Linked DNA regions of Homo sapiens: region 2 is linked to region 1. The links are chromatin loops, found by intact Hi-C in ENCODE. Cell type or tissue: heart left ventricle. All regions are shown on one strand. Links, peaks and the distances in the headings refer to the core of each region. The heading gives the core; the rest is flanking DNA.

Region 1 (16,048 bases), core at 4,644-12,643:
TTCTAATGTGAGCATAAGGGGAGAAGGGACCCCTGCGGAAAGGCATTTGTTACACTGAATCCTCTTGCCCCCAACCAGCTAGAACTATCCCTAAGGTTGAGCAGCTCTTTCTAGCGGCCTGACTTACTGATTTTCCCTGGCTCTGCTGAAATATGTGCAGAGTATCTTTGAGGCATAGTTATGTCTCCAATTAGTTCAGTTCTACTTTTGAGAAAATATTCATGTCACCAGCTTGCAGGGTGGATGAAACCAGAGGCGTTTGCATGGTGGCCTGCGATTAGCTTGCCCAAAATCTACCCCACTTGCCGGCCTCCCCACCTCAGTCCTCTTCCCTCTGATGACGCCTGCCTCGGCTGTGCCTGGGGAATTTCCTGCCTCTCTGCGTCTCCAGGCAGGCCAGCCTCTGGTTCCTGCTTCTTCCTTTCTTCCCAGTTCGGCTTCCCTCTCCTCTCTCATAGTTGCTTCCTCGCAAAGCAAGTTTTCTCAATGTCCCCTTTTCTGTGGTCCCTGAAGACAATTGGTGTGTCCGTTTTGGTTTTAAGGGTTTCAAAGGATGGCAAGAGCAACATCTCCTGTGATGTAGGAGCATCCCCTTTGCTGTCTTTATTTTATTTTATTTTATTTTATTTTATTTTATTTTATTTTATTTTATTTTATTATTTTTATTTTATTTTATTTTATTTTATTTTATTTTATTTTATTTTATTTTATTTTATTTTATTTTATTTTTTGAGACAGGATCTTGCTCTGTCTCCCAGGCTGGAGTGCAGTGGTGCCATCTTAGCTCACTGCAACCTCTGCCTCCTGGGTTCAAGCCATCTTCCCACCTCAGCCTTCTGAGTAGCTGGGACTATAGGCATGCACCACCACGCCTGGCTAATTAAAAGCAAATTTTTTTTTTTTTGAGATGGAGTTTCGCTCTTGTTGCCCAGGCTGCAGTGCAATGGCAGGATCTCGGCTCACCGCAACCTCTGCCTCCCAGGTTCAAGCGATTCTACTGCCTCAGCCTCCCGAGTAGCTGGCATTACAGGCATGCACCACCATGCCCGGCTAATTTTGTATTTTTAGTAGAGATGGGGTTTCTCCGTGTTGGTCAGGCTGGTCTCAAACTCCTGACCTCAGGTGATCCACCCGCCTTGGCCTCCCAAAGTGCTAGGATTACAGGTGTGAGCCACCACGCCTGGCCGTAATTTTTTTTTTAAGAGATGGGGTCTCACTATATTGCCCAGTCTGGTCTCAAACTCCTGGGTTCAAGTGATCCACTTGTCTTAGCCTCCCGAAGTGCTGGCATTACAGGCATGAGCCACTGTGCCTGGCTCCCTTTGCTGTCTTATCTGATTCCTAGAGCCATCTCAATCCTGTGAAGGCTCCGTGGCATTGAGGAGGCTGAACTGGGTGGTGAACAGAACAAGCTCTGGTGTCAGCAAACTTGGGTCATATCATGGCCCCCCTACCTACTAACTGAGGGACCTTGGCTAAATCATTTAACCTCTCTTGGTCACTGTTTTTTCACGTCTAAAATAGGGAAAATACCATTTACTTCCAGGGCTGGCAAGAGTTAAATGATGCGATGATATGGCATAGAAGGGTTCAATTAAGGAAGAAAATCCTGGTCACTCAGGTAGTGCTAGATAGCTTCTGTTGCTTCTCAGACCTGCTCTCCATTTTCCTCCACCCTGCTCTCTGTCCCTCTGACTTCTGCTTGTGTTTGGCTAAGGGGGAGCTCCAGCAAGAAATCAAAGGAAGAATGTGGGAGGCCAAGGCAGGAGGATCTCTTGAGGCCGGGAGTTTGAGACCAGCCTGGGTAACATAGTAAGACCTCATCTATACCAAAAGCAAAAAAAAAAAAAAAAAAATTAGCCAAATGTGGTGGCATGCACCCGTAGTCCTAGCTACTTGGGAGGCTGAGGTGGGAGGATCGCTTGAGCCCAGGAGTTTGAGGCTACGGTGAGCTGAGATTGCACCACTGCACTCCAGCCTGGCTGACAGAGTGAGACCCTGTCTGTAAAGCAACAGGGTAGAGTGAAGCCAGGGATCTACGTTCCTGGTTTTTTCCCTGCGAGGTCACTTCAGTGTGGCTGTGTTCCTAGACAAAAGGTCATAGCTCTTTTCAAGGTAGCTTCTTTATGGGACTTTCCCCTTTTGGGTTCCAATTACCACTCTGTCTCATTGACTTTGGACCTACGAGTGATAACGGCCTCAGGGTACTGCACTGACCTTCACTGGCACAGCTGGGAGCTTCCAGAATGACCTCCTTCTTTATGGGTTCCTTCTTTCTCAAAGGCTTGGGCCTTTAGGGCATGTCTCCTCACCAGGACTTTAGGAAACAATGAAATGAAATACTGTCTAGAATACTTTTTCACAGTAAAGCACTGTATGAGTACAAGGGTTTTATTACTACTATGAGTTGACTGAGCCTTAGTGGGTGAAAAATGACTACAAGAGTCATATAGGGGCTGGGCGTGGTGGCTCACACCTGTAATCCCAGCACTTTGGGAGGCTGAGTTGGGTGGATCATTTGAGGTCAGGAGTTCAAGACCAGCCTGGCCAAGATGGTAAAACCCCGTCTCTACTAAAAATACAAAAATTAGCCGGATGTGGTGGTGCACGCCTGTAATCCCAGCTACTTGGGAGGCTGAGGCACGAGAATCATTGAAACCCAGGAAGCGGAGGTTGAAGTGAGCCGAGATCAAGCCACTGCAATCCAGCCTGGGCAACAGAGGGAGACTCTGTCTCAGAAAAAAAAGAAAAAAAAAAGAGTCATATAGGAAAATCATCTGGTCACCCGAGATGTTTACCTTAGGCCTCTCTTCTATTTAAGTGCTTGGATTATAATTTCAAAACACAATATGTAAAAATGACACCCAACTGTCACTGAGAACCTTAGAAAAAAATATTGTTAGGCATCTGTGTTGTAGGCAAAGAGGCCTTAGGGTAGTCTCCTGTCTTTTCTACCACATAGCTGCAGCCCTTCAGTCTCATTCAGGATTCCGTTTGCTCTGTTTTGGTCACCAACACATCTGTCTTACCAAAAGGTGAGGAACTTTGGTGTATATATATACATACATATATATATATATATATATATATATATATATATATATATATATATATATATATATATATATTTTAGATGGAGTCTTGCTCTGTTGCCAGGCTGGAGTGCAGTGGCGCAATCTCGGCTCACTGCAACCTCCGCCTCCCGGGTTCAAGCGATTCTCCTGCCTCAGCCTTCCGAGTAGCTGGGACTATAGGTGCACGCCACCATGCCCTGCTAATTTTTGTATTTTTAGTAGAGACAGGGTTTCACTGTGTTAGCCAGGACGGTCTCGATCTCTTGACCTCATGATCCGCCTGCCTCGGTGTCCCAAAGTGCTGGGATTACAGGCGTGAGCCACCATACCCGGCCTTGGTCTATATTTTCTTTTCTTTTCTGTGGTGTTTGTTTGTTTGAGACAGGGTCTCACTCTGTCGCCCAGGCTAGAGTGCAGTGGCACGATCTCCACCTCCCAGGATCAAGCAATCCTCCCCTCTTAGCCTCCAGAGTGGCTGGGACTACGGGCATGCACCACCATGCCCGGCTAATTTTTGTGTTTTTTATAGAGACAGGGTTTTGCCGTGTTGCCCAGGCTGGCTATATTTTCTTGGTCTGTGAATTATAGGAGCTTTGCCTAGTCCCTAAGTACAATTTGATACGACTTAATGTGCACATCAGACTTTTTAAAATTTCTGATCTTTTTCCCTCAGGCTGCCTCACAAGCTCTTTAGGGCTGGAAGATAGAGAAAACTCACTCCTTTGGGCACTGGTTTCAAGCCAGAATTAAGCTTTTGGTATTTCTGTCCCTGGAGCTCACAGGTTCTCTGAATTGTACTCTCAGACGTGTCCAAGTAAGATCAATGTTTCTTCAGCCTCTTCTCAACAAAATTCCACCCACCTCTTCTTGATTGTCTTGCTTAACTTCCATCCTATTTGTATTAATATATGTCCCCTCTGGTTCTGACTTTTCTAAGACCCAGTGTTCTCTTCTTTTCTAAACTATCATTCTTTTTTTTTCTGGTTTTCTTTTTTTTTTTTTGGTAGAGACAGGGTCTCACTATGCCCATGCTGGTCTTGAACTACTGGCTTCAAGCAATCCTCCCATCTTGGCCTCCCAAACTGCTGGGATTACAGGCATGAGTCACGACAATCAACCTCAAATATAATTTTTGAGTCATTCTTCTACCCTGTTGCCCAACCGCTACCTAAGCCTATGAGTCAGTTTATGTCATTGTTACCTTTTCATCCCAAACTCATCTTAGATATTATCATGAAGGCATAATAGCGATTCACATAATGAAGGAAGAGTCCGTCATCACAGTGTGGCTAAATCAAGTGATTTTGTATCTGTGGCCACAGAATTTGGTTGAATAAACTCTGAATTGCTATACATGTGTGGGATATGTGGGTTCCACTTAAGGCCAATTTTTGTTACTCATCCATCCATCCCCAATCAATTCAATTGAACAGTTACTGTCTGCCTTTTAGGGACTGCTTCTTGATTGAGTTGAGCTGTACTATGCAGAACATCAGGAGAAACTCTCAACCATTTTCTTTAATTGATACCCAAGGGTGGCCACTTCTTCTCTAAACTTTTCATGATGGCCTGTTGCTGCCTTCCTCCAGTCCCGCAATTCTACAGCCGTTCTCCCCTTAAAAAGACAATGTTTGTTCTTGTTAAGGTCTTGTTAAAAAAAAAAAACAACAACAAAACTAGGCTCAAGATAATGGCAGAAACGTACGTTAAAAGAAATAAGATAATGCGCTGAAATCACCTACGCAGTCATTGTAAACCCTGCCTGTCTGGTGACAGTTATGGTTAGGCAGAGAGAGCTAGAATGATCCAGAAACCTGAAGGACATAAGTGAATGGCAGTGCTGAAATCAGCATTGCACTCTGGTGACATCGTAAAATCATTCAGAAACAGGGCCAGGAATTCTGCTAGACCCTTAAGGATGTCAAACCACTTGGTTTGACACAATTAGTTTTGTTCGAATCAGAGCCAACACCAGCACCAGCCATAAGCTGCCTCTTAAAGGAGAGGAAATATATTGGCTTAACTTTTTTTTTTTGAGACAGGGTCTTACTCTGTCGCTCAGGCTGCAGTGCAGTGGCGTGATCACGGCTCACTGCAGCTTCAACATCCCAGGCTCAAGCAATCCTACCTCAGCCTCCCGAGTAGCTAGGATTACAAGCATGTGCCACCATGCCTGGCTAATTTTTTTTTTTTTTTTGTATTTTTAGTAGACATGGAGTTACGCCATGTTGGCCAGGCTAAACTTGGCCTCCCAAAGTGCTGGGACTACACTGTGCCTGGCCTTTATTTTTCATTTGTTTATTTTTTTAAGAGACGGTGTCTCGTTCTGTGGGCCAGGCTGGAGTGCAGTGGTGCCATCATAGCTCATTGCAGCCTCAAACTCCTGGGCTCATGGAATCCTCTCACCTCTGCCTCCAGAGTAGGTGTGACTACAGGCATGCACACCACATCTGGATATTTTTAAATTTTTTGTAGATACAGGGGTTTCACTATGTTGCCTAGGCTGGTCTTGAACTCCTGAGCTCAACAGATCCTCTTGCCTTGGCCTCCCAGAGCGTTGGGATTACAGGCGTGAAAGGTGTGAACCTTAGCACCAGCCAGAAAATTCTTTTTTTTTTTTTTGAGACAGAGTCTCGCTCTGTCACCAGGCTGAAGTGCAGTGGCACGATCTTGGCTCACTGCAACCTCCACCTCCTGGGTTCAAGCAATTCTCGTGCCTCGGCCTCCTGAGTAGCTGGAATTACAGGCACGCGCCACCACGCCACCACACCTGGCCTGAAAATTCTTTAAAACTGGAAAGGAAAGGCCAAGCGCAGTGGTTCACGCCTGTAATCCCAGCACTTTGGGAGGCCGAGGCGGGCGGATCATGAGGTCAGGAGATCGAGACCATCCTGGCCAACATGGTGAAACCCCGTCTCTACTAAAAATACAAAAAATTAGCCGGGTGTGGTGGCGCGTGCCTGTAGTCCCAGCTACCAGGGAGCCTGAGGTGGGGAATCGCTTGAACCCGGGAGGCAGAGGTTGCAGTGAGCCGAGATCGCGCCACTGCGCTCCAGCCTGGCGACAGAGCAAGCCTCCGTATCGAAAAAAAAAAGAAAAAAAAAAACTGGAAAGGAAATACTTCTGAGTCCAGGCAGACAAAGCCTGGTGGATTGAGGGGCGGCCCCCAAGGGATGTGTTCTCATTCCTAACTCCGGCACCTGTGAATGTGACCTTATCTGGCAAAAGGGTTTTTGCAGGTGTAATTAAGTTAAGGATCTCAAGATGAGGAGATCACCCTGGATCATCTAGGTGGGCCCTAAATTCCAATGACAAGTGTCCTTATTAGGGCACTTATAAACTCATAAAACTTATAAACTGGACACAGTGGCTCACACCTGTAATCCCAGCACTTTGGGTGGCCGAGGCAGGAGGATCACTTGAGCCCAGGAGTTAGAGGTTGCAGTGAGCTATGATCACGCCACTGCACTGCAGCCTGGGTGACAGCGAGACCCTGTCTCAAAAAAAATAAAAATAAAAATAAAAAAGGGAGAGACAGAGAGAGACTTGAGACAGAAGAGAAGATGCAGCTACACAGAGGAGTTGTGACAACAGAGGCAGAGATTGGAGTGATGCGGACATAAGCCAAGGAATGCTAAAGATTGCTGGCAACCATCGGAAGCTAGAAGGAGTACAGCCCTGTGGACACCTTAGTTTTGGATGCCTGGTCTCCACAAGTGCGAGAGGATGCGTTTCTGTGGTTTGAAGCCACCATGTTTGTGGTACTTTGTTACGGCAGCCCTAGAGAACTAGGACTCTGGTAGTAAACCCAGCAAGCTGGAGATAAAACTCCAGGCAGAGCCAAGAGCCAAGAGTTTGGGTCCCTGGGAGTCTCAGGGGGTCCCAGGAGTGGAGACGATCTCTTCTTTGTGAGGATGAGCTGGTGGTTGTCTGGGTTGCACAGTGGTCCCCCTGTGCACTCCTGTGACCAGTGGCCGAGGAGGAATCTGCGGGCTCAGGACTGGCTTGAGAACATTTCATACTCTTGGCCACTGTCAGCATTAGTGCTGCAGGGATGGGTGGATGATCTAGACACAAGTGAGAGTGAGAAGACTTTTAAAAAGCAGCCAAGGAGAAAGCAATCTGTATTTGCTTGGTGGAAATAAAATTCTACTGCACTGTGAGCCAGGCTTATTAATGCAGAGTAGGGAAAAGAAATTGGCAAAGCCAGCCACCTTTTATTTGATAAAGTGACCAGCCACCTGAGGCAGGCATGTTTTAAAGACACTGGGTGAAAACGCTCACTGCGTGAGGGTGGAAGAGGGAGACAAACAAGTATGATTTTGAAAGAACAATGGCATAGAACATTCACATACATACAGACTGCTAGGAAGAAAACGCTGAATTTCAAAATTCTTCTCCACTGGAAACTGTTCTAAGACCTCCTTTCTCTGTTGCAAAGAGAGGAGGCTACAATAAGGAAGAGAAAGGAAAAGATCTTTGATGTATTTATTTATTAACATTAGAGCCTTGACTATTCACCTCAGCATTAACCAGGTAGATATTGTCCTGTTGGTTTTATAATGTTTAAGAATCCTTGAACATCGGTTTGCTCCTGTTCACGTGTAATTTCACATTTAATTTAATTAATGTATCTATTTTGAGATGGGGTCTCACTGTATCACCCAGGCTGGAGTGCAGCGGTGAGATCATTGCTCACTGCAGCCTCAACCTCCTGGGCTCAAGCGATCTTCTCACCTCAGCCCCCAAAATAGTTGGGACTATCAGCTTGCGCCCCACCCCTGGCTAATTTTTATTCTTTTTGAATTTTAGTAGAGACAAGGTCTCCCTTATGTTGCCCAGGCTCAATTTCGTATTTTATATTTAAAGAACTAGATTTCCTAAATAAGAATCACTCCTTTCTCTTTCAAGAGAAGATAGTTACTTAGAGGGTAGACAGGACTGATTATTTTCTTTGGTATGCCCTAAGGAATTATGTAAAACTTGACAGAAAATTTCCAGACTACAAAAATGGCTTCACTACCAATTCCTTCCCCTCTTCCATCTTTTGAGCTTAGAAAAACAAGATAAAGAAGGTTATGTCTTTTCAGTTATTCCTTTCTCATCTATTTCCCCAGTTTGGTCTACACTGAAAGCATACACGATTCTTCCTCCACTGGTTCATTGAATAATCTTCTTTCCTTAGTTCCCACATATCCAATCTATAAATCAAGCACATGAGATATATAGATTCTAAGTATCAGGTGGAATTCTGCCTTACACTCCAGAACATTTTTTTTTTCTTATGCTGTTTTTCATGTAAAGCAGAATCTGTAAGTATCGTAACAGGATTCAGCCAGGGAAACAGAGCCACTGTGAGTATTCTAGGAATAAAACCGTTCACAGCTGTGGGAAGAGCTGGGGAAGTGAATGTCTGGAAGGAGGAGTCAGAAGATCAGAGAGTCACTAGCCGTTGCCGGAAGCACTGGTGCAGTTGGACAAATCAGAGCTTGCAGGAAAATTCCAGAAGCCAAAGCACATCTAGCCACCGAAGCAGGGCCGCGGAGGGGGAGTTCGTGGAGAGGTTTATGGGAGCTGTGGCCTCTACGTAGCTCCCGCCCCATGTGGGGCGACAGCCAAGCCCCTGGTGGTGGGCCCGAGGCAGCTGTTGGGTAGCAGAGCCAACAGCAGGAAATGTTAGCTGGGAGGGAGCAGAGGAGAGAGCCGGATAAACCGGGAGCTGCAGGGCCTCTCAGGGCCCCTCTGTTTCTGTCCTTCACTGTATCTGACGGGAAACCTGCCAGGGGCAGTGACTGCTGCTCGCCTTCCGCCCTACAATTCTTGCACAAGGTTCTCTTTTGGCCAACTCTAACCCGGAAACACAGCAGGGAGGGGCTTCTAGGAAATGGAGTTCCCAGCCTTAATCGAGTTGCCATAGCACAACTCAGCACCGCATCTCCCAGCGTGATCAATGAAATGACATCACAGGCTCGGTAAAAGCCATTTAAAAATAACTCCTTCATTCTACTGTTCCTCAGCTCAGAAGTCAGGTGCGTGCATAGGTCGCCCTTCGTTAAGATTCTCCACTTACGGAGGTGGTGGACCTGGCAGGGTGTTGTAGGAAGGAGTGGCATGTGCTGAGAAGCTCACAGGATCCTTAGTCCTGGCTGTGACTCACAGGTATTGTGTAGCCTCGGGCAAATCCCTCTCCTCTGTGCCTCTGGTTTGTTCATCTGTAAAATGGGCAGAATTGTACTCAGTTGGCTTTTGCATGGTCCAAATGAGAAAACGGAAGTGAAACCCCCCTGTAAACTGCTAAATGCCAGGATAGTTATAAATTCCTTTTTTTTTTTTTTTTTTTTTTTTTTGCGGGGACGGGGAGGACAGAGTCTCGCTCTGTCGCCCAGGCTGGAGTGCAACGGCACAATCTCGGCTCACTGCAACCTCCGCCTCCCAGGTTTAAGCGATTCTCCTGCCTCAGCCTCCCAAGTAGCTGGGATTACAAGCGCCTGCCACTGTGCCTGGCTAATTTTTGCATTTTTGGTAGAGACGAGGTTTCGCCATGTTGGCCAGGCTGGTCTCAAACTCCTGACCTCAGGTGATCAGCCCGCCTCCGCCTCCCAAAGTGCTGGGATTACAGGTGTTAGCCACCATGCCTGGCCAAATTCCTTTATTTCAAGGAATATTCTTGAGCTTGGCAAAAGTTTGGAGTTTACGTACAAAATACATACTCAAAAGGAATTATGAAGTGAATGAATTCCTGAATAAACATGACTTGGCATCATGGGGAAACAATTTACAGTATTGGTGGGGACATAATTTCAGAGATGGAAGCTGCCAGAAGAGCTTCTTTTCTCCTAAAAGCCCATCCCAGGACCTCACTAGTCCTGATAACCCAGAAGTTTCCCTGCCACTAAAAAGATCTGTTTATTTTCCAGTTAACAAAGAGTGAAGAGGACACTATCATCATCATCATCAACATCATCATCATCATCATTATTATTTGCCTGAAGGCCCAGAGTACACCGTAATGGAGTACTGCTGATGGGAAAGGAATTAGCATTGACCTCTCAGGAGGTTAATTTGGGAGTTTAGCTCATGATCTAGTAATTCTGCTTCTGGAAGTTTATGAGAAGGAAGTGCTCTAATATGTGCGCCTGTGTGATCGCTGGGCTTTAGCATTTTAGGGGTGAGCCAACTGTATCTCAGAGGTGGCCATGTCTTGCATTGAGGAGAGAGAGCACCTGCGAGAACTTCCATGCTATATTCTATTTGGGAAGAACTTGAACCTTGCATAACGTAAACGAAGAGAATTAACAAGAATTTGTGGCACCCCTTCTGTGTCAGTTCTTCTTCCAGATAATAGGAATATAGCAATAAACAAAACAGACCAGGTTCCTGCCCTCATGGGGGAAAGAGGCAATCTAAAAATGAAAAATGGGCCAGGCGCGGTGGCCCACGCCTGTAATCCCAGCACTTTCGGAGGCCAAGGTGGACGGATTACCCAAGGTCAGGAGTTCAAGACCAGCCTGGCCAACATGGCGAAACCCCATCTCTACTAAAAATACAAAAATTAGCTGGGCGTGGTGGCACGTGCCTGTAAGGCCAGCTACTCGGGAGGCTGAGGCAGGAGAATTGCTTGAACCCAGGAGGTGGAGGTTGTAGTGAGCTGAGATTGTGCCATTGCACTCCAGCCTGGACGACAGAGCGAGACTTCATCTCAAAATAAATAAATAAATAAATATAAAGATGAAAAATGTCACCAAATGTCAGATTAAGTACCAAGAGGGAAAATAAAGCAGCGTCAAGGATTAGAGAGTAATATGGGTGCTATTTTTAGATAAGGTGGTCAAGGGGGGGCCTCTTTGAGGAGGTGCCGTTGGGTCAGAGACATGAATGAACAAAGGCAGGAAACTATGCTGATATTTGAAGGCAGAACATTTCAGGAGCGGAGAAAGTAATACACAGGCCGAAGATGAGAAGGAAGTTTACGAACTTCGTTTCTGAGACAAGGTCTCACCCTATCGTCCAGCCTGGAATACAGTGGCATGATCATAGCTCACTGTAACATTGAACTCCTGGGCTCAAGCGACCCTCTCGTCTCAGCCTCCTGAGAATGAACTTCTTTATTCAGGGGACAGCAGGGAGACCAATGTGGCTGGAGCATGGTGAGCAAGCAGGGAGGGTGATAGCAGCTGAGGTTGGAGAGAAAGCCAGGGGACAGATCACACTGGCTTTTGATTTGGGTCAAGTCAGGTGGGAAACCATTGGAAAGTTTTGAAGTGGAACATGACCTTTGCTGGCTTAAATATTGAAAGGCTATCCATGAGGAGTAAATTACAGCTGGGCAAGAGTGGACACAGAGAGACCAATTAAGACCTATTGCAAGTGGTCCATCCAGGAGGCTGTCAGGAGGCTGGACCAGGGCAGGGCAGCAGTGGAGAAGGTGAGAAGTGGTCAGAGGCAATAACACTATAAGAGCAAAGCTGAAGGGATTTGCTACGAGGTCAAATGTGAATTGTAATAGAAAGATGAGAGTCAAGGATGACTTCAAGGTTTTTGGCCTGAGCAAGTGGAAGAATGGAGCCGTTATTTACTAAGAAGGGGGATGCTAGGCAGGAGCAGGTTTGGGAATAATGCAGAATTTAATTATGGACAGATTAAGAATGAGATACAGCCTGGGCAACATGGCGAAACCCCATCTCTACTAAAAATACAAAAAGATTAGCTGGGCATGGTGGTGCGCACCTATAATCCCAGCTACTTGGGAAGCTGAGGCAGGAGCATCGCTTGAGCCCGGGAGGTGGAGGTTGCAGTGAGCCGAGAGTGTGCCACTACACTCCAGCCTGGGCGACCGAGTGAGACCCTGTCTCAAAAAAAAAAGAAAAAAAAGAAAAAGAATGAGATACAGAATAACCATTCAAACTGGGTTATTTAGGTTCTATCCAATACTTTTGTATTTTTAGTGGAGCAATTGGGCACATGAGTCTGGAGGTCAGGACAGAAAATACAAATTTGAGACTCATTAGTGTATAGAGGGTATTTAAAGCCGTTAGACTGGGTGAGCTCATGCAGGAGTGAGCAATAATAGAGAAGAGATCTAAAGTCTGCATACTGGGACACCCTGATGCTGAGAGGTCAGGATGAAGAGAATGAGCCAGTGAGTGAGGAAGAAAACCAGGAGAATGTAGCGTTCTCGAAGCTAAATGAAGAAGATGTTTTAAGGAGGAAGCTGCTGCCTGGGATTTGGGAGGGATTAAATAATAAGCAGGAGGGGCTGGGCGCAGTGGCTCATGCCTGTAATCCCAGCACTTTGGGAGGTTGAGGCAGGTGGATCACCTGAGGTCAGGAGTTCGAGACCAGCCTGGCCAACATGGCAAAACCCCATCTCTATAAAAAATACAAAAATTAGCTAGGCAAGGTGGAGTGCGTCTGTGATCCCAGCTACTTGGGAGGCTGGGGCAGGAGAATCGCCTGAACCTGGGAGGCGGAGGTTGCAGTGAGCCAAGATTGTGCCACTGCACTGCAGCCTGGGTGACAAAACGAAACTCTGTCTCAATAAAAATAAAAAATAAAAATAAGCAGGAGGCATTTGGAATTTTCAGGGCTGCTTGAGTGAGAAGATAAAGAGTTTAGGTACAAAGGCTGGGCATGGTGGCTTACGTCTGTAATCCTAGCACATTGTGAGGCAGAGGCAGGAGGATGGTTTGAGGCCAGGAGTTTGAGACCAGCCTGGGAGACCCTTATTTTTAAATTAAATTTTTTTTTTTTTTGGAGACAGAGTCTCGCTCTGTCGCCCAGGCTGGAGTGCAGTGGCACAATCTCGGCTCACTGCAAGCTCCGCCTCCCAGGTTCACGCCATTCTCCTGCCTCAGCCTCCCGAGTAGCTGGGACTACAGGCGCCTCCACGCCCAGCTAATTTTTTGTATTTTTAGTAGAGATGGGGTTTCACCATGTTAGCCATGATCTCCTGACCTCGTGATCTGCCCGCCTCCCAAAGTGCTGGGATTACAGGCGTGAGCCACTGCGCCCGGCCAATTTTTTTTTTTTTTTTAATTAGCCAGGCGTGGTCATGCATGCCTGTAGTCCCAGCTACCAAGGAGGCTAAGGTGGGAGGATCACTTGAGCCCAGGAGTTCGAGGCTGCAGTGAGCTATGATTGAGCCACTGCACTCCAGCCTGGGAGATGGAGTGAGATTCTGTCTCAAAAAAGAAAAAAAAGAGTTTAGGTACACAGAAAGGAGAGAAGATATAAAAAGGTCAGGGGGTCAGTAAAGAGAGCAGAAGGCAGAAGGTCCCAGGAGCATGGCAGGATCCATAAAGGAATGCCATCCATGAGAAGTCCCCAGGTGGTGGAGAATGGCCAGCAACTTTCTAGGAACAGTAATGTCTGGTGTGAATTTGATTACTTCCTGCCCTGTATTGTGATTGTCTTTCATTTCCCCCAAAGCTCAGTGAAAGGCAGCTACACGTGGCTGCCATGCATTAGGGGCACTTTGGACAGATGAAGGAAGAAAGGCAAAGTCATGTTGAAAGGGGACAGCTGCCCAAGAGGATGAAATGCTTGCAGGGATAAACAGGAAAACAGAGTGAGAAGTGATTGAGAGGAACGGAACCCCGCTGAGACCTCTTGAAGACCTTGGGGGAAGTGCTGAACTTCCCTTTGTTGGAGGGGATGAGTCTCCAGCATTTTATTTAGATATTAAAGGAAAAGGTAAATTGTGCAGACTGGAGGACCTGGAGTCACCTGGGTAACAAAAATAAATGGAAAAGTGTGCAAGGATACATGTGCAGACATGCTCTTAGCAGCATGGTTTTTTTTTTTTGGTTTTTTTTTTTTGGAGACAGGGTCTCACTGTGTCACCCAGGCTTGAGGGCAGTGGGGCAATCTTGGCTCACTGCAACCTCCGCCTCCCAGGTTCAAGTGATTCTCCCTCTTCAGCCTCCCGAGTTGCTGGGGCTACAGGCACGTGCCACCATGCCCTTCTAACTTTTGTAGTTTTAGTAGAGATGGGGTTTCACCATGTTGGTCAGGCTGGTCTTGAACTCCTGAGCTCTAGGGATCCTCCTGTCTCAGCCTCCCAAAGTGCTGGGATTACGGGTGTGAGCCACCACGCCCAGCCAGCAGCATTATTGTTATTTTTTGGGACAGAGTTGTGCAGTGGCACGATCTCAGTTCACTGCAGCTTTGACCTCCTGGGCTCAGGTGAGCACCTGGCCTTGCAGTTTTTTGTTTGTTTGTTTACATTAACAAATATTGGGAGGCTGCTTGGATGTCTGGCAATGAGAGAGTGATAAAGTAGGTTGTGATGCCTCTTTTTTCATGCAGCCACTAGAAATGATGACAAGGGCACATATTCTGTTGAATGAGAGAAGCAGGTTTTGAAACAGTGCAAATACTGGGATCCCAGTTTCATAGAGGTTCTATGTGCACATCTAGGTGTCCACAGAAAGAGAAGTAAACCATATTAACCCATACATTTGAAATGGTAGTCCCTGAGTGGTGAGATTATGGGTAACTTTAATTTTTTTCTCCCTTATACCTTCTCTAGTTTCTAAGTTTCTTTTTTTACAGTAAATATTTATTACTTTTATGATTAGGGAAAGCAATAAATGTTTAAATAATTCACTGATGTATGATTTGGATTTCACTTCTTCTCATTTATATGTTTTATTAGGAAAACATTTTTTTTTTCTTCTTGAGACACAGTCTCGCTTTGTCGCCCAGGTTGGAGTTCAGTGGGGCGATCACAGCTCACTGCAGCCTCAACTTCCCCGGGTTCAAGTGATCCTCCTGCCTCAGCCTCCCAAGTAGGTGGGACTACAGGCATGTGCTACCATACGTGGCTAATTTTCTAGAAAAAATTTTTTGTAGAGATGAGGTCTCACTATATTGCCCAGGCTGGTCTCGAACTCCTGGGCTCAAGCAATCCTCTGCCCCAGCCTCCCACAGTGCTGGGATTACAGGCGTGAGCCATCGTGCCCAGCCTAGGGAAACATTTTGAAGATAGAAGATAAAATCATTTTTATGTTAGCATGTAGCTTAATTATGCTGGAATTTTAGGATAACATAGACTTCTGAGTCTTTGAATCCACTTAGAGGTCAAACGACCTGCCTGATAAGAAAAGCCTTTAAGTATTTAGAAGATTAGCCATCTTTGCTTGGGGGTTCAAAGTATACCTACTCCTTCAACTGTCCAGTATTCATATTTCTGATAAAGTTCTGATACTTTACCCTGGAATAATTTTTGTGTATGGTATGGGGTGAATGAAGGTCAAGTTTAATTTTCTTCCTACTCTGATAATGTTTGATGAAATCAATATCAATAATTTGTATTTCTTTGTCTTCCTAACAATTCTTTACCAGAGCCAGATGTAAGTTGAAAGATATCTCCTAGAGAACTAACCACTTATAAGCCTGTAATCCCCCAATCACTGATTTCTGACAATACAGAGAAGTGCTATTCATCACTTTTCCTTACTCAGTGATTTGGCTTCTCTGAGAGGATTTAGTGCCCTGCTGCCTATAAAACATTTTCAGAAAACCAGGTCTTAAAAATGAAAGTTCTTAAATCCCAGAAGATATATCACAGTGACCTGCAGAGGGAAGCTATCTTTATTTTGTGTTGCTATAATAGAATACCACAGAATTGGTAATTTATTGTTTATTTATTTTGAGACGGAGTCTTACTCTGTCACCTGGGCTGGAGTGCAGTGGCGCAATCTCGGCTCACTGTAACCTTCGCCTCCCGGGTTCAAGTGATTCTCTTGCCTCAGCCTCCTGAGTAGCTGGGATTACGGGTGCGTGCCACCATGCCTGGCTAATTTTTGTATTTTTAGTAGAGACAGTGTGTCACCATGTTGGCCAGGCTGGTCTCAAACGCCTGAGTGATCCTCCCGCCTCAGCCTCCCAAAGTGCTGGGATTACAGGTGTGAGCCACTGTGCCTGGCCTGATTATTTATTTATTTATTTATTTTTGAGACAGAGTCTGACTG
Region 2 (16,048 bases), core at 1,474-9,473, 65 kb before region 1:
CATGGTGTCTAAAATTTGACCAAATTTTAGACACCAGTGCCTAACAACCTGCTTAGAAGTAGTCTGTCCCTCCTGCTCTGTGGGAATGTCTCTGAAACTGACCTATTCCCAGCCAAAGACTTGGATGTAAGGACAGCAAGAGTAGCCCCAGCCTTGGATCATCCCTGAGTTCTGGGGACATAAAGGAATCTAAAGCAAAACTACCATGTATCTGCCCACTCAAAGGGGACCAGCTACCTGGTCTTAGTCATGGTACATGGGGCTTAGTCACCAATCAATACCACTGACATTAGAAGGAGAACATCGAGGATAAGCTAGTTAGAAGTGTTATCAACTCAAAGACTATTTCATATTAGTAACTGCACCAAAGTCTTGAAAACTTGCAGCCCATGTATGAAAGAAACTTGACAGTTGTCTCAACATTGATCATCTTTTTTTTTTTTACCCCAAGTTGTTGTTTATTTTCATGAGGGGGGGAAAGAATCCTTTATGATAGTGAAAGTATACTTTATTTTTTTGATACAATAGCTGCCAACAATATACTGGTGTTGATGTTCCAAAAAGAAAAGAAAATACGTGCATGCTATAATAAGCTTTCATTTGCCTGTTCAAGAAATTCTAAAGAAAATACTCCAATTCTGTTCAACATTATGGCTTGAGAAGTTGAAATTTTTCCATGATGAAAATATAATTTGTGTGGCCCAAACTTTGACTATTTATAAAGGATGGAGTTTTTAAAAGCCCAAATATATCAATAATGAATGCTCCCCTCTCTTTGAATTAAATGCTTAATTCAAATTAATGTAAGAAATTGGTGAATCATTAAACTTGATGAAATTTCCATCAAAATTTTCATGAAAAAATACATTTCTATTTCCTCTCCATTTTTACTTCATAGATATTTTCTAAATAGGTTTAAGTGCACAGAAATAAATGCTATCTACATGCAACTCTGGAGCGATTCAAAACACAACAGAAATAAAGTTAACATGCCTAAATCCTAGAGTGTATCCACTTAGTGTAAGAATAAATGTCAGAAATCTCTTAATTGTAAACAGATTGCTCAAGGATTTAAAGATAAATTGTGAAAGTCAAAATTACCAAGAAATAAAATCTTATTTGAATTTTATGACAAAAGTTAACAGTCGTAGTAAAAGAAGACAACAGAACTGTATAGAAAATATGCATCTACATCAAAAAAGGGAAGTTTTATCAACTAGAATAGTAGAGAACTTTCCAACTGTTGAATACAAAACTTTCTCAGAATCCCTTGGAAAACAGTAAGACTTTCCATTCAGACTCCAATCTCCTCACTGAAGTAAATACAAAAGGTGTTTAAATGAAGAGGAATGATTTGTTAGTTGTAAAAATAAAATCAGATTATTTCCATTATGCCAATTTATATACTGCACGAACTGTCTACCATGAAAATTTTATGGTCCAAATTTCTCAAGATTTTAAGCTATGCTCTTTCCACATACAGTGGGATTAAAGCATGTTGTCAGATCATCCTTTTAACTAGGTAGCTTTTGTCCATTTACCAATTTCCATTTGATTTGACTAACGTCCCTGATAAAGTAGTATCTGTCTTTCAACAACAAAAAAAACAATTCTGATCATCAAAATTACAATGGACATACCTTCCTCGAACGTGGCCAAGTGTAATCACTGGGTTAATAAAAAACAAGAGAATAAATATCCAAAATGAAAATACTCTGAGTTGGGCCAGACGCAGTGGCTCATGCCTGTAATCCTAGCACTTTGGGAGGACGAGGAGGGTGGATTACAAGGTCACAAGTTCAAGATCAGGCTGCCTAGGATGGTGAAACCCCCTCTCTACTAAAAATACAAAAATTAGCCGGGCGCGGTGGTGGGCGCCTGTAATCCCAGCTACTCGAGAGGCTGAGGCAGGAGAATCTCTTGAACCCGGGAAGAGGAGGTTGCAGTGAGCCAAGACCATGCCATTGCACTCCAGCCTGGGCAACAGAGTGAGACTCCATCTCAAAAAAAAAAAAAAAAAGAAGAAAAGAAAATACTTTGAGTTTCAGAATGAATTTTCATCACTCTAGTTTGAAGAATGGAGCTCTTTCCTCTGTTAGCCCTCCACCCTGCACTAAATATTACAAAAATCCAAAAAATACATAAATATTCCTTATACCATGCATTATGCACCAGTTTGGGGTTGCCTGATAAAGTCGTAGCTACTATTTAAACAGACATTGCACCTCAAAATTCTGTCATCTATGCACAGTGAATAGACACAATGGTGAGGGCTCCTGAAAGATGGCAAGCTACCTCTAAAGTGAAAAGTTTGTGGTGGAGTGTCTCCAAATTAAAAAGAGGGGAACACGGGTACAGAGGTAGGCAGGGTAAAAGGATTTTAAAATAATACTGCTTAGGAGTGTGTGTGTGTGTGTGTGTGTGTGTGTGTGTGTGTGTGTGTGTGTATATATTTTTTTTTTTTTTTTTTGAGATGCAATCTCGCTCTGTCTCCCAGGCTGGAGTGCAGTGGCGTGAACTTGGCTCACTGCAACCTCTGCCTCCCAGGTTTAAGCGATTCTCCAGCTGCAGCCTCCCAAGTAGCTGGGATTACAGGTGCGCACCACCGCGTCCTGCTAATTTTTTTTTTCTTTTTTTTTAGTAGAGACGGGGTTTCACCATGTTGGCCAGGCTGGTCTTGAACTCCTGCTCAGGTGATCTGCCCGCCTCGGCCTCCCAAAGTGCTGGGATTACAGGCACGAGCCACCGCACCTGGTCAAGGAGTGTATATTTTAAGATAACTACTATACCTTGTCTACCCTTGATCCTAATCCTCAATAACTGCATGTTCGTGCAAAATACAATTTCTACTCTATAAGAAGAAGAGTAGCCTGTTAGGAAAAGCATATTCTTAGGGGAAGACATGAAGACATCTCTTTCATAAATGCAATTTTACTTGGTGGGTCTTTTGGCATCACTATATGCTATTTCAACCTCCTTATCACTGGGACAGGTATTGATGAACTCGTCCCTACTATATGCATTAGTTAGGTATCTCCAGATGCCAGTCATCTCTTTTGGAATATCAAAGTTGTGATATTTTTTGGCCACCACCTTGACAATATGCAGTTTGGGGAGCAGGCTGCAATCAGCTAATGTCATTTCATTGCCATCCAGAAATTTATGTGTAGAAAACTTAATGTCCTCTATACTATTTTCATCAATTTCATCAGGGAGAGGAGAATTCAGATATTTATCCAGTTTCTGCAGGGTTTTCAGGAGATCCTTCTCCAGTGCTTCATTAGCCTCTCGCCTTCAATTCTTGATAAATGCAGAGAATTTGGCAAAGATGTCCATTCCAGCAGTATTTGATTCTGGGTGTTTTGGTGAAAGCTTTAAGTACTTGGGAGGGCATAAGACTTCTTCAAGAAATTCCTCAATCTTACTTACATCCGTTTTGACTTCACTGTTGAAACTTACAAACGGTGGGTGGGTCCTGGGAGCTAAGTTCTGTAGGTCTGCAGGCTTCCATTTCAGGTCAACAGTTGTGACACTAAATACAACTCCTTTGAGTCAACGAATCATGAAGAACCTCTGGGAAAAGGGGCAGTTTCCTATGCTTTCACCATCACTGCCAGCTTTGACGAGGAGCTCAATGAGGGGCTCTTTGTCCTCCTCCTTCAGCCCGTTCAACGGCATCGACAACGCCATGGCCGGCTCGGCTGCGCTCCGCAAACGGCGACGGCTGCTGCTGCTGCTGCTCCTCCTGCTCCAAGGCTGCTCCGACTGCCGGCTCCCGCCGCAGTGCTCTCTGGACAGTACGGCGTCTAACTGGCCGCGGCCTCGGCCCCTCAGCACCTCCCCACGCCCTGCGCACGACCAAAGTTGATCATCTTAAAAACGTACTTGATATTGGCCGGGCGCGGTGGTTCATGCCTGCAATCCCAGCACTTTGGGAGGCCGAGGTGGGCGGATCACAAGGTCAGGAGTTCGAGACCAGCCTGGCCAACATGGTGAAACCCCATCTCTACTAAAAACACACAAAAAAATTAGCCGGGCGTGGTGGTGGGCGCCTGTAATCCCAGCTACTCAGGAGGCTGAGGCAGGAGAATCGCTTGAACCCGGGAGGCTGAGCTTGCAGTGAGCCAAGATTGTACCACTGCACTCCAGACTGGGGGACAGAGCAAGACTCCATCTCAAAAAAAACAAAACAAAAAGTACTTGATATCACTAACAAGTTGTGAAGCTGAATAAACATTTCTAAATTATTAATAAGAAAAGGCCAGGCGAGATGGCGCCTGTAATCCCAGCACTTTGGGAGGCTGAGGCGGGCGGATCACGAGGTCAGGAGATAGCGACCATACTGGCTAAACGGTGAAACCCCGTCTGTACTAAAAATACAAAAAATTAGCCGGGCCTGGTGGCACGTGCCTGTAGTCCCAGCTACTCAGGAGGCTGAGGCAGGAGGCTGAGGCAGGAGAATCGCTTGAACCTGGGAGGCGGAGGTTGCAGTGAGCTGAGATGGCACCACTGCACTCCAGCCTGGGCGACAGAGCAAGACACCATCTCAAAAAAAAAAAAAGAAAAGAAAAGAAGAAATTTTGATCAACCATGGTTTTTTTTTTTTCCTGGATTTTGCGCTGTTTAATTTGTCAGCTGTTTAAATCTTGCCATTTGTGGTGATTTCTCATTGTAAATATTCCCTTTTGTACCTAATTTTGCATTTGTAATTTTGAAATTTTTTTTTCAAAGAAGGCTCCCATAATTGTGTAAGCATCAGGCTTCATAAAGCATGGGTTTGCCCCTGTGAAGAGGAATAAGGTAATAATAAATAATTAAAGGCAAAGCCATGAAGGTACCCATAGTGTCATTTGAGAGTCTGTGTATATTTTGTTAGTTTCTCTAGTTAAAAAACAAAAAGATTTTTTAAAATCCCCCCAGCAATTTAGAAAGCCAAGAAAAACCCAAATAAAACAAAGATACGCAATGAGATGAAATATTTCTTATTCTGATTTTCAAAAGAACTTTGAGAGGCCCAAGTGGTGGAAGCTGAGCCCCCAGGGCCTGGGCATCAAACTGGATGGCTTTGCAGGAAACCCGAAGAAGAAATCTGGGGTAGGAGCAAAAAGGAGGAGGGGTCGCTGAGAGAGCAAGGATCAGCCAGGGCCTGTAATACCACCACTTTGGAAGGACGAGGTGGGAGGATCACTTGAGCTCAGGAGTTTGAGACCAGTCTGGGCAACATAGGGAGACCCCATCACTATAAAAAATAATAATAAATTAGCCAGGAATGGTGGCACATGCCGGTAGTCCCAACTATTGGGGAGGCTGAGGCTGTAGTGAACCAAAATCACACGACTGCACTCCAGCCTGAGCGACAGAACCAGGCCTTGTCTCAAAAAAAAAACAAAAAGCAGGGCCGGGCGCAATGGCTCATGCCTGTAATCCTAGCACTTTGGGAGGCAGAGGCGGGTGGATCACCTGAGGTCAGGAGTTTGAGACCAACCTGGCCAATGTGGCGAAACCCTGTCTCCACTAAAAATACAAAAATTAGCCGGATGTGTTGGCGCATGCCTGTAATCCCAGCTACTCGGGAGGCTGAGGCAGGAGAATCGCTTGAACCCAGGGAGCAGAGGTTGCAGTGAGCCGAGATCACGCCATTGCACTCCAGCCTGGGCAACAAGAGCAAAAGAGCGAAACTCCATCTGAAAACAAACAACAACAATAACAAAATAAAAAATAAAAATAAAGATTTGAGGAGTAAGACCTGAAAAGTGCTGGAGGGACCCCAGAGCTGACCCCAGGCCAACCTGCCTCTCTGCATCTCCACCTTACCTTACCCCAGGGGGCATCACTATTAATATTCCACCAGAGTCTATTAGCCAGTGTTTTAGGTATTATTTCACTCCTTTTACTGTAGAGTTTTTAGATCTTTGGGGCTTTTAAAAATAAAAATAAAAAAAAATAAGGCTGTACCTTATATATTTTATGTAAACCACCATAGCGCAAAATAATTTGATCCTTTTGTTTTTACTAGCGAAATCATGTTTATTTCATCTAGGCCTAAGAAGTACATATTTTCCCAGGAGGAGATATCACCAGTTTGTGGCACTAATTATGCCTCATTCCTGACCCTATGCTAGTTCTAGTAAATCCATTGCTCCTTAGCAGTGGTATATCTCAGATATATATCTACATACCGTCTAGAGGATTCCAAATTTTCCAGCCATATTCACAATCAAAACTGCACTGCAGTCACCCAGACCAACCATTTGCTAATTCAAGTCAGACATCAAGTCAAATTCTCTACATGACTGCAGCCTGGAGAAGCTTCAGTTCTGTCCTGCTTTCTGCCTTAGCACTGTTATTTCTTCTTGACTAGCCTAGAAGTCTTGTAAAAAGGGAGATTTTCAACCAACTCTTCCTTTTGCTAGAGTTTCTTCAAAGTCTACTCTAATTTGGAAATATTACTACTTATCTCAGAAAAAGTAAACACTTTTAAAGCCCATAAGCAAATATGCTCATTTGCTACCAATTCATCTACTATAACATCATTAATTTGGATCTCACTAAATTAGAACATGATATTCTAGACAGCAACTGTCTTGAATTTTATGCTTATCCTATCATTGGGGGAAAGAAAAAAAAGAAAGCATATTCAAATCGACAGTATACACAAAATTATAAGAGAATTATTTATAATCTAGTCTCTATTACAGAGTTGTTTGGAATATTTTAGAAAAATCTGCTAAAATGCTAAACTTCTAAATCATTTTTAGTAATTAAAGTAGCTTCTCTAAAGCATGTGAAAGGGCCCTGTTTCCACACAGAGCTTTCTAGAATCAAGAGAGCCAGGGCCAAGTTAAAGAGGCACTCCCAACGACTCTACTGCAGGCTACTAAAAGTTTCAAATTGGCCAGGCGCAGTGGCTCACGCCTGTAATCCCAGCACTTTGGGAGGCCGAGGTGGGTGGACCACCTGAAGTCAGGAGTTCGAGACCAGCCTGACCAATATGGTGAAACCCCCCCATCTACTAAAAATACAAAAATTAGCCAGGTGTGGTGGCAGGCGTCAATAATCCCAGCTACTCAGGAGGCTGAGGCAGGAGAATTGCTTGAACCTGGGAGGCGGAGGTTCCAGTGAGCCGAGATTGCTCCACTACACTCCAGCCTGGGTGACAAGAGTGAGACTCCGTCTCAAAGGAAAAAAAAAAAAAAGAAAGGAAGAGGATTAGAGAAGGAATAAAGGTAAAATAGAATATTTTATTTTTATTTTTAATACATCTAATAGATAACAGTTTGTTCAAAATAATAATAGCAGTGATTCAATATTAGCAATATTCAGTATAGCTTATGGATAACTGAAATGAATGACAGCAATGTTATAGGGGTGTGAGAGAGGAATTGAGAATATTCTGTTATAAGATACTTGTATTACCTGTCAAGTGGTGGTGTTATTTGAAAGTGGACTTAGATTAGTTGTAAATGTATACTGCAAACTCTAGAGCAACTTCTGAAAAGAAAGAAGTAGAATTGATATGCTAAGAGAGGAGAGAAATTAGAATCATATAAAATGTTCAATTGGCCGGGCACGGTTGCTCACGCTTATAATCCCAGCACTTTGGGAGGCCAAGGCGGGCAGATTGCTTGAGCCCAGGAGTTCGAGACCAGGCTGGCCAACATGGTGGACCCCTCTTTCTACCAAAAAAAATACAAAAATTAGCCAAGTGTGCTGGCGCACGTCTGTAGTCTCAGCTACTCAGGAAGCTGAGGTAGGAGGATCACTTGAGCCCAGGAGGTCGAGGCTGCAGTGATCCAAGATCATGCCACTGTACTCCAGCCTGGACAACAAAGCAAAATCCTGTTTAGAAAAACAACAACAACAAAAAAAAACGTTCAGCTAACACCAGAGAAGGCAGAAAAAAAGTGTAAGGCAAAAACAACAACAACAACAAAAAAAACAAAGAACAAGGATAATGAATAGAAACCAGTAACAAACATGGTAGACGTTAATCCAACTGTATCAACAGTCACTTTAAACATCAATGGTCTAATTATTATAAAATACACCAATTACAAGACAGAAACTGTCAGAAGAGATTAAAAAACCCAACACCCAACTATTTGTCATCTAACAGAAACCAACTTTAAATATAAAGACATAGATTAAAAGTAAAGGGATGTTAGCTGGGCATGGTGGCTCATGCCTGTAGTCCCAGCTACTTGGGAGGCTGACGTGGGAGGATGGCTTCAGCCCGGGAGGAGGAAGCTGCAGTGAGCCAAGATCATTCCACTGCACTACAGCCTGGGTGACACAGGGAGACTCTGTCTTAAACAAACAAACAAACAAAAACAAAAACGAGTATAGTCAATTTTTACATGCATACATATATGCTCTTTATTTATTTATTTATTTATTTTGAGATGGAGTCTTGCTGTCACCCAGGCTGGAGTGCAGTGGCCGCCTCCCAGGTTCAAGCGATTCTCCTGCCTCAGCCTCCTGAGTACCTGGGATTACAGGCGCACGCCACCATGCCCGGCTAATTTTTTTGCATTTTCAGTAGAGACGGGGTTTCACCATGTTGGCCAGGCTGGTCTCCAACTCCTGACCTCAAGTGATCCGCCCCCCTCGGTTTCCCAAAGTGCTGGGATTATAGGCACGAGCCACCGTGCCTGACCTACATATGCTTTTCACATATTTTAACAATAATATTAAATCATTTCAGTACTTATGTGCTAAGCACTGTTCTAGGCACTATATGTGTATTAATTCCTCGTTCTAGGCACTATATGTGTATTAATTCCTTTAATCCTTATAATAAACCTGTAAGTTAGGTGGTATTATCATCTTATTTTAGATAGGAAAACTATGGCATAGATAAAGCATCTGGCTGGAGTCATGTGATTAGTAAGCACAGAGCTAAAATTCAGACAGACCCCACCCAGTCAGGCCCCAGTGTCTGTGTTCTTAGCCTTTCTATATTACAACTGCATATAAAGATAATCGTAGAAGCGGCTTAGCACAGTGTCTCATCCACAATATTAAGTGCTCAATATTATCATTATCATTTTTATCATTATTACTATGCTTCATTGAATCTGAGGTGCCATCAATTGTAGATACATCATTATTTTATGTGCCATTAACAAAGAAAGAAAACACTGCCAATCATAACTGAAGGCTGAGTGTTCTAAAGTGCATTCCAATTTCAAAGATGTGAGGAAATTGCACTTTGTAGAGTGAATGAAATTCAGTATTGTTATATATAGTTTCGCATTTAGTATACAGCTGCTTTGAATACCATCCATATACTAAGGATCCCCAAATTTACATTTTCAATACTGACCATTTCTTTAAATTGTAGACCTGCATATCCAAGTGCTTAGTTGACATCTCCACATGGATGCTAATAGACATCTCAAAAATTAAATGCCTAAAACTGAGTTCTCAATAGTCTTTACCATATCAGTATATGGCATTTTTATTCTTCCGATTATTTAGTCCAAAAGCTTTGGAGTCAGCAAATTCTGATGTCTCTACCTTCAATATAAACCTAAAATTCTACAACTTCTCACTACTCTCATTGCCAATACACTATTCCAAAGCACCCGTGGCAGAGATGGCTAGCTCCTCACCTGATCCATGCTTTCCTCTTCTTCCTGGGCACACATTTCCCAGCCTCCCCTTGCAGTTAGATATAGTCATATGATGAAATTGCTTTATAAGCAATGAAATATGAGAGCAAATTTCTCGTGCCACTTTTAGTCTGCTCCTATAAAACTCACAAACATATTCCTATATGTTTTTCTCCTCTGACAGGTTGCTGCAGTAGGGATGACTGCATGCGACCCCCAAGGATGACCTTGGTGGCCATGTGCTGAAGGTAGCAAAGCTCTTGTCACCCTGGGTTTCTGAATGACTGCATGGAGGAAGGCTGCCCCATTGACCTGTTCACCCACATAATACTTTAAGATGAGCAATAACAAAACGTGTTGTATTTGAGCCAGTGAGCAGTGACAAAACTGATATTGGAGGATACAACATGGAGAGCCATGTTAAAAAGCAGCAAAATTCTTGATTAAAAAGTCGCCTGTAATAAATTAGAAGTCAGATCAAATGTCTCCTGGGCCTATAACTCTAGGGAAAAAAAGATAGAAAGCAATTTTAGGTATGTATTGATGGTTACTTGCTGTATTTAGCAAGGTATTACATGAAGAGAAAAGCTGACTCAAGAACCGGCTGGTTCAATAGCAGAAATGAAAGAAAATAAAGAGTTAAAATAGGCCGAGCACGGTGGCTCATGCCTGTAATCCCAACACTTTGGGAGGCCGAGGTGGGGGGATCAAGAGGTCAAGAGTTTGAGACCAGCCTGGCCAACATGGTGAAACCCTGTCTCTACTAAAAATACAAAAATTAGCCGGGTGTGGTGGCGTATGCCTGTAGTCCCCGCTACTTGGGAGGCTGAGGCAGGAGAATTGCTTGAACCCGGGAGGCGGAGGTTGCAGTGAGCCAAGATCGTGCCACTGCACTCCAGCCTGGGCAACAGAGCAAGACTTCGTCTTGAAAAAAAAAAAAAGAGTTAAAACAATGCCGCACACCAACGACCATCTGATCTTCAACAAAGTTGACAAAAACAAGCAATGGGAAAAGGACTCCCTATTCAATAAATGGTGCTGGGATAACTGGCTACCCATATGCAGAAGACTGAAATTCCACCCCTTCCTTACACCATACACAAAAATCAATTCAAGATGGATTAAAGGCTTAAATGTAAAACCTAAGACTATAAAAATCCTGCAAGATAATCAGGAAATACCATTCTGGAATAGGACCTCACAAAGATTTCATGACAAAGATGCCAAAAGCAGTTGCAACAAAAACAAAAATTGACAAATAGGACCTAATTAAAGAGCTTCTGCACAGCAAAAGAAACTTATCAACAGAGTAAACAGACAACCTATAGAATGGGAGAAAATATTTACAACCTATGAACCCGACAAAGGTCTAATATCCAGAATCTGTAAGGAACTTAAATCAACTAGAAAAAAAAACAAACGACCCCATTTAAAAATGGGCAAAGGACAAGAACAGACACTCTTCAAAACAAGACATAGACACATCCACAGGGAAGTGAGGGGAGAGAGAGCATCAGGACAAATAGCTAAGGCATGTGGGGCTTAATGCCTACGTGATGGGTTGATAGGTACAGCAAACCACCATGAAACATGTTAACCTATGTAGCAAACATGCACATGCTATACAGGTATCCCAGGACTTCAAATTAAATTTAATTTAATTTAATTTAAAAAAACATACACATGGCCAACAAGCACATGAAAAAAGGCTCAACATCACTAATTATTAGAGAAATGCAAATCAAAACCACAATGACCCCAAAGTCCCCAAAGTCCCCCTGCCCTTAAGTCAAATTAAAAAAAACCACGGCCAGGCGCGGTGGCTCACGCCTGTAATCCTAGCACTTTTGGAGGCTGAGGCGGGCAGATCACGAGGTCAGGAGTTCGAAACCAGCCTGACCAACATGGTGAAACCCTGTCTCTGCTAAAAATACAAAAAAAAAAAAATTAGCTGGGCATGGTGGCACACGCCTATAATCCCAGCACTTTTGGAGGCTGAGGCGGGCGGATCACGAGGTCAGGATTTCGAGACCAGCCTGACCAACATGGTGAAACCCTGTCTCTACTAAAAATACACACACACACAAAAATTAGCCGGGCATGGTGGCACATGCCTGTAATCCCAGCTACTCAGGAGGCTGAGGCAGGAGAATCGCTTGAACCCGGGAAGCGGAGGTTGCAGTGAGCTGAGATCGCGCCACTGCACTTTAGCCTGGGCAACAGAGCGAGACTCCATGTCAAAAAAAAAAAAAAAAACCAACACGAGATGCCATCTCACACCACTCAGAATGGCTATTATTAAAAAGGCAAAAAACAACAGATGCTGGAAAGGTTGTGGAGAAAAAGGAATGCTTATACACGGCTGATGAAAATGTAGATTAGTTCAGCCACTGTGGAAAGCAGTATGGCAATTTCTCAAAGAGCTCAAAGCAAACTTACCATTCCACCCAGCAATCCAATTATTGGTATATACCCCGAAAAATACAAATCATTCTACCATAAAGACGCATGCATGCATATGTTGACTGCAGCACTATTCACAATAGCAAATATATGGAATTAACCTAAACAACCATGTATGGTAGAATGGATAAAGAAAAGGTGGTACATATATACCATAGAATACTATGCAACATTAACAAAGAACACAATCATGTCCTTCCCAGAAACATGGATGAAGCTGGAGGCCATTATCCTAAGTGAACTAACACAGGAACAGAAAACCAAATATCTCATGTTCTCACTTATAAGTGGGAGCTAAACACTGATTCCACATGGACATAAAAAAGGGAACAATAGACACCAGGCCCTGCTTGAAGGTGGACAGAGGGAGGAGAGGAGGAATCAAAAAACTACCTATTGGTTATTACCTGGGCGGTGAAATAATCTGTACACCAAACCCCTGTGACATACAATGTACCTATATAACAAACCTGCACATGTACCCCTGAACCTAAAAGTTAAAAAGAAAGAGTTGGGAAATTTGGGGATACAGGGTTAGAAAAGCTCACAACTTCTATATCCCAAATAAGAAGAGAGGAGACCGAAAAAGACTTTGTGTCACAAAGTGTACGGGAAGACTTTGTCATGATATGCTGGTGACGCTGCACATCTTCATGTAGGCCACACAAGCGAGGCTTGGCTGCAGTCTGACCTGAGTGTTGGCAGAATGCCCCCCGATTCTTCCTGGAACAAGGGGAGATAAGGGCAAGGAACTGCTGCAAGGCAGTTTCATGTCCCTATCTTGTGAGCTTTTGACCCCTTGACACAATAGTCCATAAAGACCCCTCACTTAGAGGGACCCTGCCCTAAAGCAAAAATTAGATTAAGGGTGGTGGTGCCCTCACCTAAGCCTGTTGCTTGAGATGACATCGAGGTAGCCAACATTAATTTGAAAGAGAAAGAAGCACAGGACCAAGAAACAAACACTGCAAAAAGGAGACTTTACCACTATGTCTAGGAAAGAACATTGGGCATAGTTACATTACAGCACATGGAACTGTCTGGAAGCAAAGAGATCTGAAGCCTTCTATGGTTTTGAAGGAATTAAATTACCAAAGAAACCAAGAGCCTGCTCTCAAATGCTTCGAGGTGTAAAACAACCCTTGGGCAGGAAATGATCAGAGAAGGCTGCCATGGTCTCCAATCCCCATCATTATCTCTCTGACTTCATTTCTTACTTTCCCCCCCTCACTCCCTCCGTTCCAGCCAGCCTCCTTACCATTCCTTTAACAATAAACATGCTACCACCTTTGCCTTTGCTGATTCCTCTGCCAGGAAAAAACTGTTTTTCCTGTGGATCCCAGGCCCGGTGGATCCCAGTCCCACACTGTGATCCCAGTGGATCACTGTGGATCCCAGCCCCAGGCCTATTTAGGGGAAAGTGAAACAGTCTACCTTTCTTCCTGCAAGCTGCCACTCCCACAGACATCCAGGTCCACTGTTGCCATAAAACAAAATCTAGGTGTAACCTAATTGCCCTGCCACCTGTTCATGCAAGAACCTCAACTCCCCACAAAAAGCACCTCATTATTTCCAGGAGTTGCTGGGGGTTGTCACACATACTTAGGAACAAGTCCACTGCAACAGTCTCTGTAAGACTCTACTCTCAGCTGGATACCACAGACACTGCTGCCACTCTAAGGGCTTGGTTAGGGTGTTGGTTTTTCCTGCAGGATTGCAATAGTTCTGCCCTGGTGGCCCCCTGGACTGTAGGGGTCTGCAGAAGATATGCGGTGGTCTGTGGGTGGTTGGGATGAACAGCTCTCCCCACATGTTATCTTCTGCTAAATCAGTACAGGGCAGTGCCACATGGAAATATAGGCTAAGGCAGCTATTGGAAGTCTGTAGTAAGAGAAGGGCATTAGTGCTCTCCAGGTATACATTTTTCTCTCTTTTTTTTACTGACACGGTATTACTCTCTTGCTCAGGCTGGAGTGCAGTGCCTATTCAAAGGTGAGATCACAGCTCACCAAAGCCTTAACTCCCTGCCTTAAGCAATTCACCCACTTCAGCCTCCCAGGTAGCTGAGACTATAAGCATGTACCATCATGCCTGGTTAGAGAACACTTGTTTTTTTTGTTGTTATAGTTGTTGTTGTTTGAGATGGAGTCTCACTCTGTCACCCAAGACAGAGTGCAGTGGTGCAGAGGCTCACTGCAACCTCCACCTCCTGGGTTCAAGCGATTCTCCAGTCTCAGCCTCCCGAGTAGCTGGAATTACAGGCATGCCCCACCACACCCAGCTAATTTTTGTATTTTTAGTAGAGATGGGGTTTCACCATGTTGGCCAGTCTGGTCTCGAACTCCCGATCTCAGGTGATCCGCCTGCCTCGGCCTCCCAAAGTGCTGGGATTACAGGCGTGAGCCACCACGCCTGACCTTTTTTTTTAAATTAATTAATTAATTAATTAATTTTGAGACGGAGCCTCAATCTGTTGCTCAGGCTGGAGTGCAGTGGCACGATCTTGGCTCACTGCAACCTCTACCTCCAGGGTTCAAGCAATTTTCCTGCCTCAGCCTCCCGAGTAGCTGGGACTACAGGCACGCACCACCATGCCCAGCTAATTTTGTATTTTTAGTAGAAACAGGGCTTCACCATGCTGCCTAGGCTGGTCTCGAACACCTGACCTCAGGTGATCCGCCCACTTCAGCCTCCCAAAGTGCTGGGATTACAGGCGTGAGCCACCTTACCTGGCCACAATGGAGATTTTTTAATTTTCTTTATTTTTTTGAGATGGAGTCTCACTCTATCACCGAGGCTTGGATGCAGTGGTGCGATCTCAGCTCACTGCAACCTCCACCTCCCAGGATAGAGAGATTCTGTGCCTCAGCCTCCCGAGTAGCTGGGATTACAGGCACGCACCACCATGCCTGGCTAATTTTTGTATTTTTAGTAGAGACAAGGTTTCACCATGTTGGCCAGGCTTCTCTCAAACTCTTGGCCTCAAGTGAGCTGTCTCCCTCGGCTTCCCAAAGTACTGGGATTACAGGCGTGAGCCACTGGGCCTGGCCACAATGGAAATTTTTTTATAATTCAAGTGTAATTTGAAAATTGAGGTAAAATTATTATTTTTTTTTAAATTTTTTTTTTGAGATGGAGTTTTGCTCTTGTTGCCCAGACTGGAGTGCAATGGCACAATCTTGGCTCACTGCAACCTCTGCCACCGGGTTCAAGTGATTCTCCTGCCTCAGCCTCCCGAGTAGCTGGGATTACAGGCATGCACCACTACGCCTGGCTAATTTTGTATTTTTAATAGAGACAGGGTTTCTCCGTGTTGGTCAGGCTGGTCTCGAACTCCCGACCTCAGGAAATCCGCCCACCTCAGCCTCCCAAAGTGCTGGGATTACAGGCGTGAGCCACTGTGCCCAGCCAAAATTATTAAATTAAGGTTAAACTACTTAAAATATAATGAACAAACATCCAGTGAACAGCTTGATGAATATTTACATATTCATATTTACACAACCATGTAACCACCACTTATATGAAGACATAAAACATTTCCATAACCCAGACTATCCTTCATAAAAGGTGATTTTCCAATTCTGTCATTTTTTTACGAACTTGAATTAGTTCATAATGAAGAACTTTCCTATCATTTCTGGATGCTCTTGAATATAGTTTGCCCAGAAAAACAAAATAAATGTGATTCTTTTCCTTTATTTGCCTATTATACAATTAGTGAGTTGATGTTCCAGCAGCCTCCAAAAGGTAACCAGTGAGGTTTTATTTATTGATTATTGATGTCATTATGAACTCATGGAGTTTTAAAATACTTGATGTGTAAATATTACAGTACTTTGCAGTCATTATGCTTTTTGATGCTCAAATTGTTCCATCTTGTCATACAACCCTTGGAGTCCTTAATTTTTCTTAATTTCTGGTAAGATAGGATATTCCAAGTTCATCTTTTACATTTCCAGCCTCGGAAT

The links. A loop is a pair of places that touch in the nucleus more often than their neighbours do. Peaks named below come from ENCODE experiments on the same cell type or tissue, not always from the same donor. Only the 100,000 strongest peaks of a DNase experiment are listed, where the experiment ranks them.
Region 2: it touches region 1 in a loop (2.3-fold over the local background); 41 of 110 quality-filtered maps call a loop at or near these places.

The regions. Positions count from the first base shown.
Region 1 is chrX:41,003,189-41,019,236 of GRCh38, reverse strand. No RefSeq gene overlaps it. Among named protein-coding and RNA genes, the nearest start is that of USP9X, 74 kb to the left of the region's middle. In heart left ventricle, for the core only: a CTCF peak has its summit at 8,685; a DNase peak (open chromatin) is centred at 8,706; H3K4me3 peaks cover 1,195 bases; H3K27ac peaks cover 1,347 bases.
Region 2 is chrX:41,064,641-41,080,688 of GRCh38, reverse strand. It overlaps the pseudogene CLIC4P3. Among named protein-coding and RNA genes, the nearest start is that of USP9X, 13 kb to the left of the region's middle. In heart left ventricle, for the core only: no CTCF peak of the experiment used is centred there; no DNase peak of the experiment used is centred there.